2 separate regions of the Homo sapiens genome follow, and region 2 is linked to region 1. A link is an interaction called in ENCODE POLR2A ChIA-PET data of the cell type or tissue named here. Cell type or tissue: A673. All regions are shown on one strand. Links, peaks and the distances in the headings refer to the core of each region. The heading gives the core; the rest is flanking DNA.

Evidence for each region. Peaks named below come from ENCODE experiments on the same cell type or tissue, not always from the same donor. Only the 100,000 strongest peaks of a DNase experiment are listed, where the experiment ranks them.
Region 2: POLR2A ChIA-PET joins it to region 1 with 12 read pairs; 1 of 35 experiments calls an interaction of 5 or more read pairs at or near these places.

Annotation. Positions count from the first base shown.
Region 1 is chr10:24,006,779-24,012,162 of GRCh38, reverse strand. It overlaps a transcript of KIAA1217 not described here. Among named protein-coding and RNA genes, the nearest start is that of KIAA1217, 200 kb to the left of the region's middle. In A673, for the core only: no CTCF peak of the experiment used is centred there; no DNase peak of the experiment used is centred there; H3K27ac peaks cover 623 bases.
Region 2 is chr10:24,316,855-24,322,238 of GRCh38, reverse strand. All of the region lies in intron 2 of KIAA1217, which reads right to left. Among named protein-coding and RNA genes, the nearest start is that of MIR603, 44 kb to the right of the region's middle. In A673, for the core only: CTCF peaks have their summits at 2,385 and 2,585 (motif pointing right); DNase peaks (open chromatin) are centred at 1,678 and 2,608; H3K27ac peaks cover 951 bases.

The sequences.
Region 1 (5,384 bases), core at 159-5,158:
AAGGCTCACAGCAGAACTGCAACCAGCACCACCTGTCTACAGATACACCTTAGGTCTGCTTTAGATCGTAAAATGGAAATAAGCTTCCAAAGTGTTTTTCAAATTGCCTTTGGGTTCTGTTAAATGTAGAAATGTTTCTTTCTTTCCTTTTATTTTTCCTTGGTCAAATGAAATGTCACTGTCATTTCCATCTGAACATGAAATAATGCCATTGGATATTGGGGAAGGAAAATCCACATGAAACATCTTCACAGATGTTATGGGGGAAATGCTGGTTTGGAAAAAGCCTTTGTTCTGTGGCAGAGACTGCCATGATTGTTCCACCACATCAATTTTTACTTACACCATTTAATAAATAAAAACATGCTGACTGTCAACCCACGGGAACAACCCAACACCAATTACTGAAGAACAGAACTGTTTCAGTGAGAGGTGAAGAAGGGCAAAGCATCATGAAATGACTTTTAAATTTCTTAAGTTGAGTGTTAAGTTGAGAGTTCCATTTTCCCTGTAATTGATTTCTTTTGCTTCAAGAGAAACTCACAACTTGTTTGAATCTGGTTTCTGCAATGTTAACATGGAGGCACTAGTACTTGCCAGTAAGCTGTTGCTTTAGGATGTTAGGAGACTCTTTCTCTGCTTTTTTTTAAAAAGACAATTTTATTTATTTAATTTTAAGACAAGATCTCACTCTGTCACCCAGGCTGGAATGCAGTGGCATGATCACAGCTCACTGCAACCTCAAACTCCTAGGCCCAAGTGATCCTCCCACCTCAGCCTCCTGAGTAGCTGGGACTACAGGTAGGCATCACAACGTCTGGTAAATTATTAAATTTTTTTGTAAAGATGGGGTCTCGCTATGTTGTCCAGGCAAGTCTCAAACTCCTGGCCTCAAGAGATCCTCCTGCCTCAGCCTCCCAAAATGTTGGGACTATAGGTGTGAGCCACTGCACCAGGCTGAAGACAATTTCTTAGATGGAAATACCTATCCAATGTTCTGGAGGTTCCATAGGTAATGCTACTCATGAAATACTACACTCACAGGCTCTGGTATTCTTCCCTACCTGGCTCACTAGCTATGTGACCTTAGCCAAGTGCCTTAGTCTGCTAAAAGTCATGTCTCAACTGCAGACTGAAGTTTATTACCAATCATATTGGAGTGTTGTGAGGTCTTAAGGAGAGATTGGACTTATAGCTGTTGGATGTCTTGGCTTCAAAAAGTAGTTGCTGTAGATTTATTATTTCTGCATCCTAATCCCATCTTTTGGTCATTCTGCACTTCCTTTGCTTCCCTTCCATGACCAGCTGGAACCCCCATCCCGGAGAGGCAGTATTTGGGGTGACAGATGCCTTGCTTCCTGTCCAGGGCCAGAAAAGCCTTCAGGCCCTGGAAAGGAAAAGAAGTTAGCAGAATGCAAGTGTATTTATTCTAACTCCACTGGTTTTAAAGTTCCCTTTTTTTTTTTTTTCCAGCAAATGTGTTTTCTTCCTCTCATGGAACCGAGAACATATGTGATCCCTGGCAGATGATTTTTGCAACTCTTAAAGTCAGGATTGGAGAAGGCTGACTCACAATTTCTTACACTGCACGTGTGAAATCTTTCAAGAAAACTTGAAGGGGGGGAAGATCTACAGTATTTTGGATGATGTTTTCAATTGCTATGAAATTGGTAAAAAAAAAAAAGGATCGATCAGTTATTTGCTTTTATTTCTGACTTTCAAAAAACTTTTTATTTTAAAACAGCAGGAAGAGATGGGTTGAACAAAGGTAGTATCACTGAGAAGAACAGAAAGAAAGTAATATTTATAGAGCATTGTAGTTTTCCAATCATCTTAATCATTTGATCTTGTGGCATTTCTGTGATGCAGTTTTTATCTGTGACAAGAACAAAAGATCTCAGGGATACAGAGCCATTGAGACTTTATTGACTGTAATCATTGACTTTTTTTTTTTGCATTTTACCCTGTCATTTTTTTTAAAAAGCGTTCATACAGTCCAGGTTTTCTGAAACTTAAAGTAAGCTAAAGGATGGGAAGCTAGAACATGATTCCTGTTAAAATAATACATTTGAGAAAATGTTTCTTTAGCTATCACTGTAATTGATCAAGTATGCAACAGACATTCTTTTATAAGATATCCAACCCCTAACTTCCAAAATGCCAGATCAAAAGTCTTATCTATGCAATGTTTTATGAGTAATTAATTCTGACTGCCTATGGACAACCACAAGGACAGAGCCCCCATACAGATACACACATTCAGCTCAGACAGAGTAAGTCTTAATCACAGAGTAAGTCTTTGAGAGCGAATCTCCCAAGCTCAGAAAGCAAAAGAGTTCCAACAACTCCTGCAGCAGAGACTAGAACAAGTGTCAAGAGCCAGAAATATTAACTACAGGCTAAGAGGTAGTCATTTCCACTTCCTTCCAGAGCTCGGTTCAAATCCTGGGCTTACCACTTAGTGACTGTGTGACCTTGAGCTAAGCATTTCAACTTTGCAGGGTCCTATTTCCCTGTGTGTAAGTGGGGATAACCAACAGGTCAACCCCATGCATGGTTGTGAGATGAAAAGATATCACATACACTGCACAGCATGTGACATGCAGCAGACATCAAATAAATAGTAGCTATTGTTTTGTAGCATTGTGATTATCCATAATCCTGGGTTTGCAACATCATTAGTGCTATAATTTGAAACACATTTATTCTTTATATTCTAGCAAACTAGTTCAAAGCCTGTTTTTCAAATACATTATCTAGTTTGGGCTTTAAAAAAAAAAATCCCTGTCGATGTTCTGCTCTGCTTATCAAAGGCTCTCTCTAACGCTTACCCAAGGGTAAGTAAATTACACAGGATTCTGTTCTGCCTTCTATTATTCTTCTCCAACCACATTCCATGTGATAATGGGCCAATTCCTTTACTTCCTCTTTCCTCCTACCACATTCTATACCCAAAAAAGATGCCAGTTAAGTTTTAACCCTCCTTTAAAAGTGAATTTCCAGCTTTATTTTATTCTTTAAAATTATTTAAAGTGGTTGCAAGTTCTTTTAGTGCCCTCCAATCCCAATTCAGGCAACAAAACAGTCACAAGAGAGAATGATTAGTGCTTTTGCCAGGGTCTCCTCCCACGGATGACTTTGTAATGAACTATGCATCCATAAAAGGTTGACTCTTTGATCTCTTGCTGCTTGTACAACGCTAAAGCGCAAGGCATTCCAGGGCAAACCACACAAAGAGAGAGGAACACAGGTTATTTATGGTAGTCTGCTGACTCTAAGTTTAGCCTAGCTCTTTAAAGATTCAAATACACACATCATATTGACTGCCAGGTCTGCTCCCTCGTGTTACGGCAGCATCTAATGGGGCGGTAGCGTAGGAATGTCTGATCCCTGGCTTCTCCCTGGGGTGAGAAAGGTAGCTGGTTTGGCAGAGACAGTCACAACAGTATTTATAGAGACAGCAGAAAATAGAATCCATATGCTTACAAAGGGAAGTCAGGGTAAATCACCGGGAGCTGAGAGGACTCCTGAACTCCCTTTCTGAAGCTTGCTTGGCTTCTGGCACAGACTAAACAGGACCTACCTACCAGCTTTCTAGCTGCACAAAATCCAGCACCCGCATGCCCTCCTTCATCTGGTGGTTTTCTACCAACAATATCACTTTACAGAAGGAGGGGATACAGCCTCTTTGGTTGCTTGAATTCAGAAGCTATTTTGCAAACTTTCTACCGTCACTCAGGGAACTTTTGCCATCATTAAGCGAACTTCCTGTGTCAGAGCTGGTGCAAACATTCTGACATTGAGGAAGCTAAGTTTAATGCTTCCTGACAATGATTCTCTGACCATGATGTCGAAGGCCCTTCTATCCCTCTGTGATGTGGCTGAGTGCTGATTTATACAGCTCACTAAACCAAACACCAAGTTGAATGAAGACGGTATTGAGACAAGATAAATAATCTATCTATCTATCTATCTATCTATCTATCTATCTATCTATCTATCTAATTTCCTACCTTCCTATGGATTAAATACCAAAATTTTACATCTTGCAGGCAGAATGTTGAGGGCTGTATGAAAACTTTGTAATGGGAGAAAATGAAAAACGTTAATAGTTTTTATTAGCATAAAATATTGAACTGGTGGATTTATGAACAGAATTTAGGCTGAATGAATATGCTAAAGTTGGGGATTAATTGGTCATCTCACCATTCCAGACACTCAAGGCCACTCATGTAGGCTGATTTGGGGAAAGCAAAGGGATCTCAATGAAACTGGAAAATTAATTTTGCTCTTTTATGGGATCCTGACTTTGATCAAGATCATATAATTGGACTGACCCAAAAACAACTCTTATTTCTGATTCATTCTATTCCCTCCATAGACACAGGCAGTCATCAGGTATCTACACCGTTCCCTCTATCCTTTGCCAAAAAGTTCATGTTCTCTGAGCATTTTCGTATTCTTTAGTCATTATCATGGCTTTGAGCCAGAGTCTGAACACAAAGACAGGCATATAAATGGATCTAATACATGGTCTGAAAAATAACACATATGTGCTAACCCTGTCCGCAACACCAAAGGAAGAATGACTGAAAAATAAAGCAGCTACATATCAGAACAAATACCTGTGGGAAGATTGCAGGGTTCAATTTGGACATTTTGTTCCACTGAGCTCAGAGAGGGAATGAACAGAAGCCAAGTTTTATAGATAGGCCTACAGCTCATAATTCACTCACTGTCAAGATGATGGATGCTCATTTTATGATTTAATAAAAAGATAGACCTTACCCAAAAAGAAAATAAGCAGGAGGAGGAAGACTCCATGGAGAAGTAATGCAGTCTTTCAGGGATGATTCCCAGGGGCTCTGGGCTGTGGTTCCACTCCGTCTCCAGGACACAGTGCAATCGGCCACAAATTTAGGACCCCAGGATCTCCGTCTGTAAAATACAAGTCATAATGGAATTGTTCCCACTGCAGAACTGCTGAGTAATTAAAACTCAAGTGGATAGCAAAAAAAAAAAAAGCAGAAAAAACTGAAGAATAAAATACCTCTATGATATACAGCCTGGCTCAGGATGCTTTGTAATTACACACAGGGCTTTATAGTTATCCAAAGTTAGAGTTCAAGTTAACTTCAGTTTTCCAGTATTTTCCCCAAAACATTAGTTGGACGCTATAAAGGAAAGTAAACACATTCGACTAAGTCAACCATGAAAATAAGAGTTGGCTTAGGTAGTTGGGGGCGGAAGGAAATGAAGAGAGGCCAATTGAGAATCAGAGAGGCTGAATGAAAAGCTGAACCATTGCAGACTCGCATCTCTAATCCCTTTATTAAGGATGATGTGCAGCTGCAGTGGCTATGCCGCTCCAAGAGCCTGCTACA
Region 2 (5,384 bases), core at 191-5,190, 310 kb before region 1:
CTCACACCTGTAATCCCAGCACTTTGGGAGGCTGAGGCGGGTGGATCACTAGAGGTCAGGAATTCAAGACCAGCCTGGCCAACATGGTAAAACACCATCTCTGCCAAATGATAATAATAATAATTAGTCAGGTGTGATAGCATGCACCTGTGATCCCAGCTACTCAGGAGGCTGAGGTGGGAGAATCGCGTGAACCTGGGAGGTGGAGATTGCAGTGAGCCGAGATCGGGCCACCGCACTCCAGCCTGGGTGACAGAGCGAGACCCTGTCTCAAAAAATAAAATAAAATAAAATAAAATGTCAGTAAAATACACCACAAAATGTACCAACCTAGCCATTTTTGAGCGTCCGGTTCAGTGGCACTAAGTATTTTCATGTTGTTATGTGATCATCACCACCACCCATCTCCAGAACACTTTTCACCTTGCAAAACTGAAACTGCACACCCATTGAACAGTAAATCCCCATCTCCCCTCTCCCAGCCCCTGGCAATCACCATTCTACTTTCTGTCTCTGAATTCGACTACCCTAAGTACTTCATACAAGTGGAATCCTATACTATTTGTCTTTTTGGTGACTGGCTTAGTTCACTGAGCATAATGTCCTCAAGGTTCATCCATTTTGTAGCATGTGTCAGAATTTCCTTCACATTTTATCCATTCTTCCTGGGTTGTGTCCATCCTTTGGCTCCTTTTTTTTCCTTTGAGATGAAGCCTTGCTCTCTGTTACCCAGGCTGGAGTGCAGTGGCGCGATCTTGGCTCACTGCAACCTCTGCCTCCTGGGTTCAAGCAATTCTCCCGCCTCCTGAGTAGCTGGGATTACAGGCATGCACCACTACGCCCAGTTAAGTTTTGTATTTTTAGTAGAGATGGGGTTTTGGTATGTTGGTCAGGCTGGTCTCGAACTCTTGACCTCACGTGATCCATTATGCCCACCTTAGCCTCTCATAGTGCTGGGATTACAGGCATAAGCCACTGTGCCGAGCCTATCCCTTGGCAATTGTGAATAATGCTGCTATGAACGTGGATGTACAAATATCTCAAGTTCCTGCTTTCAATTATTTTGGGTACAGAGAAGTGAAATTGCAGGGTTATATGATAATTCTATTTTTATTTTTTTCTGAGGAACCGCCCCACTGTTTTCCATGGCAGCTGTCCCCTTTCTCTGTAGCATTTTTTTTGTTTTTTTTTTGAGATGGAGTCTCGCTCTGTTGCCCAGGCTGGAGTGCAGTGGTGTGATCTCAGCTCACTGCAAGCTCCACCTCCTGGGTTCACGCCATTCTCCTGCCTCAGCTTCCCAAGTAGCTGGGACTACAGGCACCTGCCACCACACCCGGCTAATTTTGGTTTTGTATTTTTAGTAGAGACAGGGTTTCACTGTGTTAGCCAGGATGGTCTCGATCTCCCGACCTCGTGATCCGCCCGCCTCAGCCTCCCAAAGTGCTGGGATTACAAGTATGAGCCACTGAGCCCGGCCTCTCTGTAGCTTTTAAGATGTTCTTAGGTGACTTATGAGAATGAAAAAATGGAGAATTTTCCGTCTTCCTGCCATGAAATCAATTAATGGCAATTGCTACTGAAAGCTGTTCTGTTTTTAAACAGTAAAAATGACAGTGTTTTCTCAGCCAACAGGAAGTGCTGATTATTCTGATAAATGGATAGATAGGTGCTGTGGTGCTATGAACACTGCCCCAAGGCAATATTTATAGTATAATAGGGGCCTCCTGAAGATAAATAATACTCTAACCAAAAAGGAATAGAAATTGCAAACCAGGATTAGGAGAAATTTAAATGAACTTTATGCTTTTGAGTCACACTTTAAAAACAGCACTCCCAGCCCAAGATCTAAATTCTTAATTGTTCACAACAGACTGCGGAGAAAGTAATCAGCATCAGGCACACAAGTTATATTTGTGATTAGCCATTCTATGTCTGATTTGTGGCTTTTGGGTGGATGGGTACCAATTTATTTTTCCTCTACAGATCTCCATGCATGAAGTGTAATTAGAAATTTGTTTGCATTTTCTGTGGTGTGGAATTAAAAATATAATCTCCTTGGAGTCTTGGAATAGGATGCTTTCCTTGTCCTTTATTTTTTCTTCAAAATAAAAATTTAATAGATGCCAAAGAGCATTTCATATCATACATATAATTCCACTGATTCCATCCACTTTTACCTAATGAAACAACCAGTTACTAGACGATGGTAATTGCAAAAAAAATTTGGGAGTTTTATATGCTAATTATGCCACCTTTGGGTTTTGTCACAGTATTGTATCATTCATGCGGGTTTTAGTTATCTCATGGAAACATTTTCCCGAATGTAGGGTTAACAAAGCTAGATATATGAACTTCCTTGCAGGTAAATTAATTCCAATAAATGTCAAGAGGCTTAAAGTGCTTTGGCAAAGACTTGTGGATTTAATGCTGGCTTGTTAAAACTATGGTTCTGAATACAAGCAGGGCCACACCCCACCAGTGAAAAGCTCCTTTCAAGGGCCAGTTGTTGGGGTCTTGCATAAGTGCGTTGCTAAGGCGCACCCCTGGGGTGGTCTTCAAGGCTTGAGCCAGTGTGAAATTCTCACACTATCCACCAGGGTGCGCTCTAGCCCCCGGGCCTCTTCTACCTCTTGCTCTACGTGCACGTGGCCTTGGCCTCTCCTAACTCCCCAACCATGCAAGCTGTATAGATTATTTTTCTGACTTCTCGCCTATGCCAATTTCATCTCTTAGGTGTAATCATATTTTCCTTGCTGTTCACAGACAGTACATCAATTTTTCCCTGTGTCTCTAGTCTCCCTTTAGAATCTCCTTTCCAAAGCCATCCCCTGCCTTTTTTTTTTTTTTTTTTTTTTTTTTTTTTGAGACAACGTCTCGCTCTGTCACCCAGGCTGGAGTGTAGTGGCATGATTTCAGCTCACTGCAACCTCTGCCTCCTGGGTTCAAGGGATTCTCATGCCTCAGCCTCCTGAGTAGCTGGGATTAGACATGCACCACCACACCTAGCTAATTTTTGTATTTTTAGTAGAGACGGTGTTTCGCCATGTTGGCCACACTGGTCTCGAACTCCTGACCTCAGGTGATCTGCCCGCCTCGGCCTCCCAAAGTGTTGGGATTACAGGCGTGAGCCACCACGCCCGGCCCCAAAGCGCTTCTTCAGCTGTCCCTCCTAGATGTTCTCTGTGAAGCTCTTCTCTGCTGTCTCCACCTCCTGTGCCCTCCACCTGAACTCATCCACTCCCATGACTACTGCTGCCACTCTACCTGCAGCTCCCAAACCGTGCACCCAGGTGTCCTGGATGGGATGCCACAGCGAACTCACAGAGGCACTGAGGGATATTTTAACTTTTTGAGGGAAACACAGCAATACTTGTTACACACTGGGCTAATGATTCACTTCAGGTAGTTCACAGTTTCAACATTAGATCATAAGCATTCTTCTTGTTGATGTCATTTTTGCAACATGAGGTTTTCAGAGGTTGCTGGGATTAAAATGCCAGTACTGCAGAAAAATCAAAGCGGAATAGGAAATGTTGTCCAATCTGATTCCAAGGTCAGGGGAGTTGTGCGGTGCCCAACAGGTGCACACATCCCACTGGTAATTGTAGAAGGCGGAGTTCTCCAGATAAGAGAGGGGGAGGTGTGCGTATACGTGTGTATTCAAGAGAAAACCAGAAAGAGAGAGAGTGATGATTTTAAGGAACTGACTAACATGATTGTGGGGGATGGCAAATCCACAATCTGCTGGGAAGGTCAGCAGGATGGAGACCTAAGGTAGAGTTGATGCTGCAGCTCAAGTTCAAGGACAGTCTAGAGGCAGAATTCCCTCCTCCTCAAGGAAACCTCAGCCTGTTTCAGTCTGTTTTCTCTTGTGGCCTTCAACTTATTGAATGAGGCCTTCCACAGTATAGAAGATAATCTGCTTTACTCAATCAGTCTGTCTGTCTGTCTATCTGTCTATCTATCTATCTACCTACCTATTCATCTATCTATACATCCATCTATCCATCTATCTATCTATCCATCTATCTATCATCTACCTACCTACCTACCTCTCTAATCTAATCTATCTCTATCTAATTATCTATCTAATTATTTAGAGACAGGTTCTGCTATATTGCCCAGGGTGGTCTCAAACTCCTAGCCTCAAGTGATCTTCCTGCCTCCGCTTCCCAAAGTGCTGGGATTGCAGGCATGAGCCACTGCACCCAGAAAACTTACCTATTTAAATGTTAATCTCATCTAAAAAACAAACCTTCACAGCAATACCCAGTCAGGGGTTTGACCAAATATCTAGGCCCCATGCCCTACGCACGTTGATGCATAAAACCAGCCATCACCTAAAAATGAAAAAATACATCTTTTCTTTTGAATTGATGTGATTGTATTTTCAATTGGCCACTAAATTGTTAGGTCATAAATAATTACTAAGTTGTTTGGGCTTTACTACTTAATAAACGGAGCTGTTAGCTGTTTCTTTTAGTCTACAGGAATGCCGTGAACAGAGAAAGCCTAAGAACCTTTAACCTGTACACTGATGGCTGCAGCCCAGATTGTATTCTGGAGTTCCAGACATGCATATTCTACATACATGCCAATATACATGTATATTCTAAAGAAAAGAATTCCCAGTTTCCCTACCTCAGAGGTTCCACACTACATTTCTTAGATCTTCCACCAAACCTATTATCAACTTGATTTCCAGCAATGTATTTTCCTCATCACCCCTTGTCCTCATTGCCAACCCCATCGTGACACTCCTTTGAAGGTCTGGGTAATGGCTTTCACCTGTGTCATATTTGGCCATAAAAATAAAATTAAGCTGGGTGTGGTGGTGCACACCTCCAGTCCCAGCTACTCAGGAGGCTGAGGTGGGGGAATCGCTTGAGTCCGGAAATTTGAGACCAGCCTGGGCGACATAGCAGGACCCTGGCTGAAAAATAAATAAATAAATAAAAAGTAACAAAATAAAATTAAATGCGGACAAAAGACCCTTGTCACAAATGATGGGTTTATTTATGTATCAGCACTAGATATTAGGTATACATTGAACATAACATAATCAATCATTTCTGCTCTCATATACAGTTTTGGACAAGAAACTACATGAAAATCTATAGGCTGACATACATTGCAGTATTTTTGGTATAAGAATTTCCCCACATGGCCAACGTTTATAATAATTTATAATTCTAGCCTTTTCTAGACTACACAATCTCACCAGCGCCCCCCACACACTCAGCGTAAACATAACCTGATTTTTTCCAACACTATTACTAAAAATAAAAAGACCACACACTGAGCGTCTCTCAGTATCCTCAGAACCATTTGAACAGGCAGTTTTCATTCCATTCAAAGCCTTCAGAAAATTAGCCTTTCTCCAT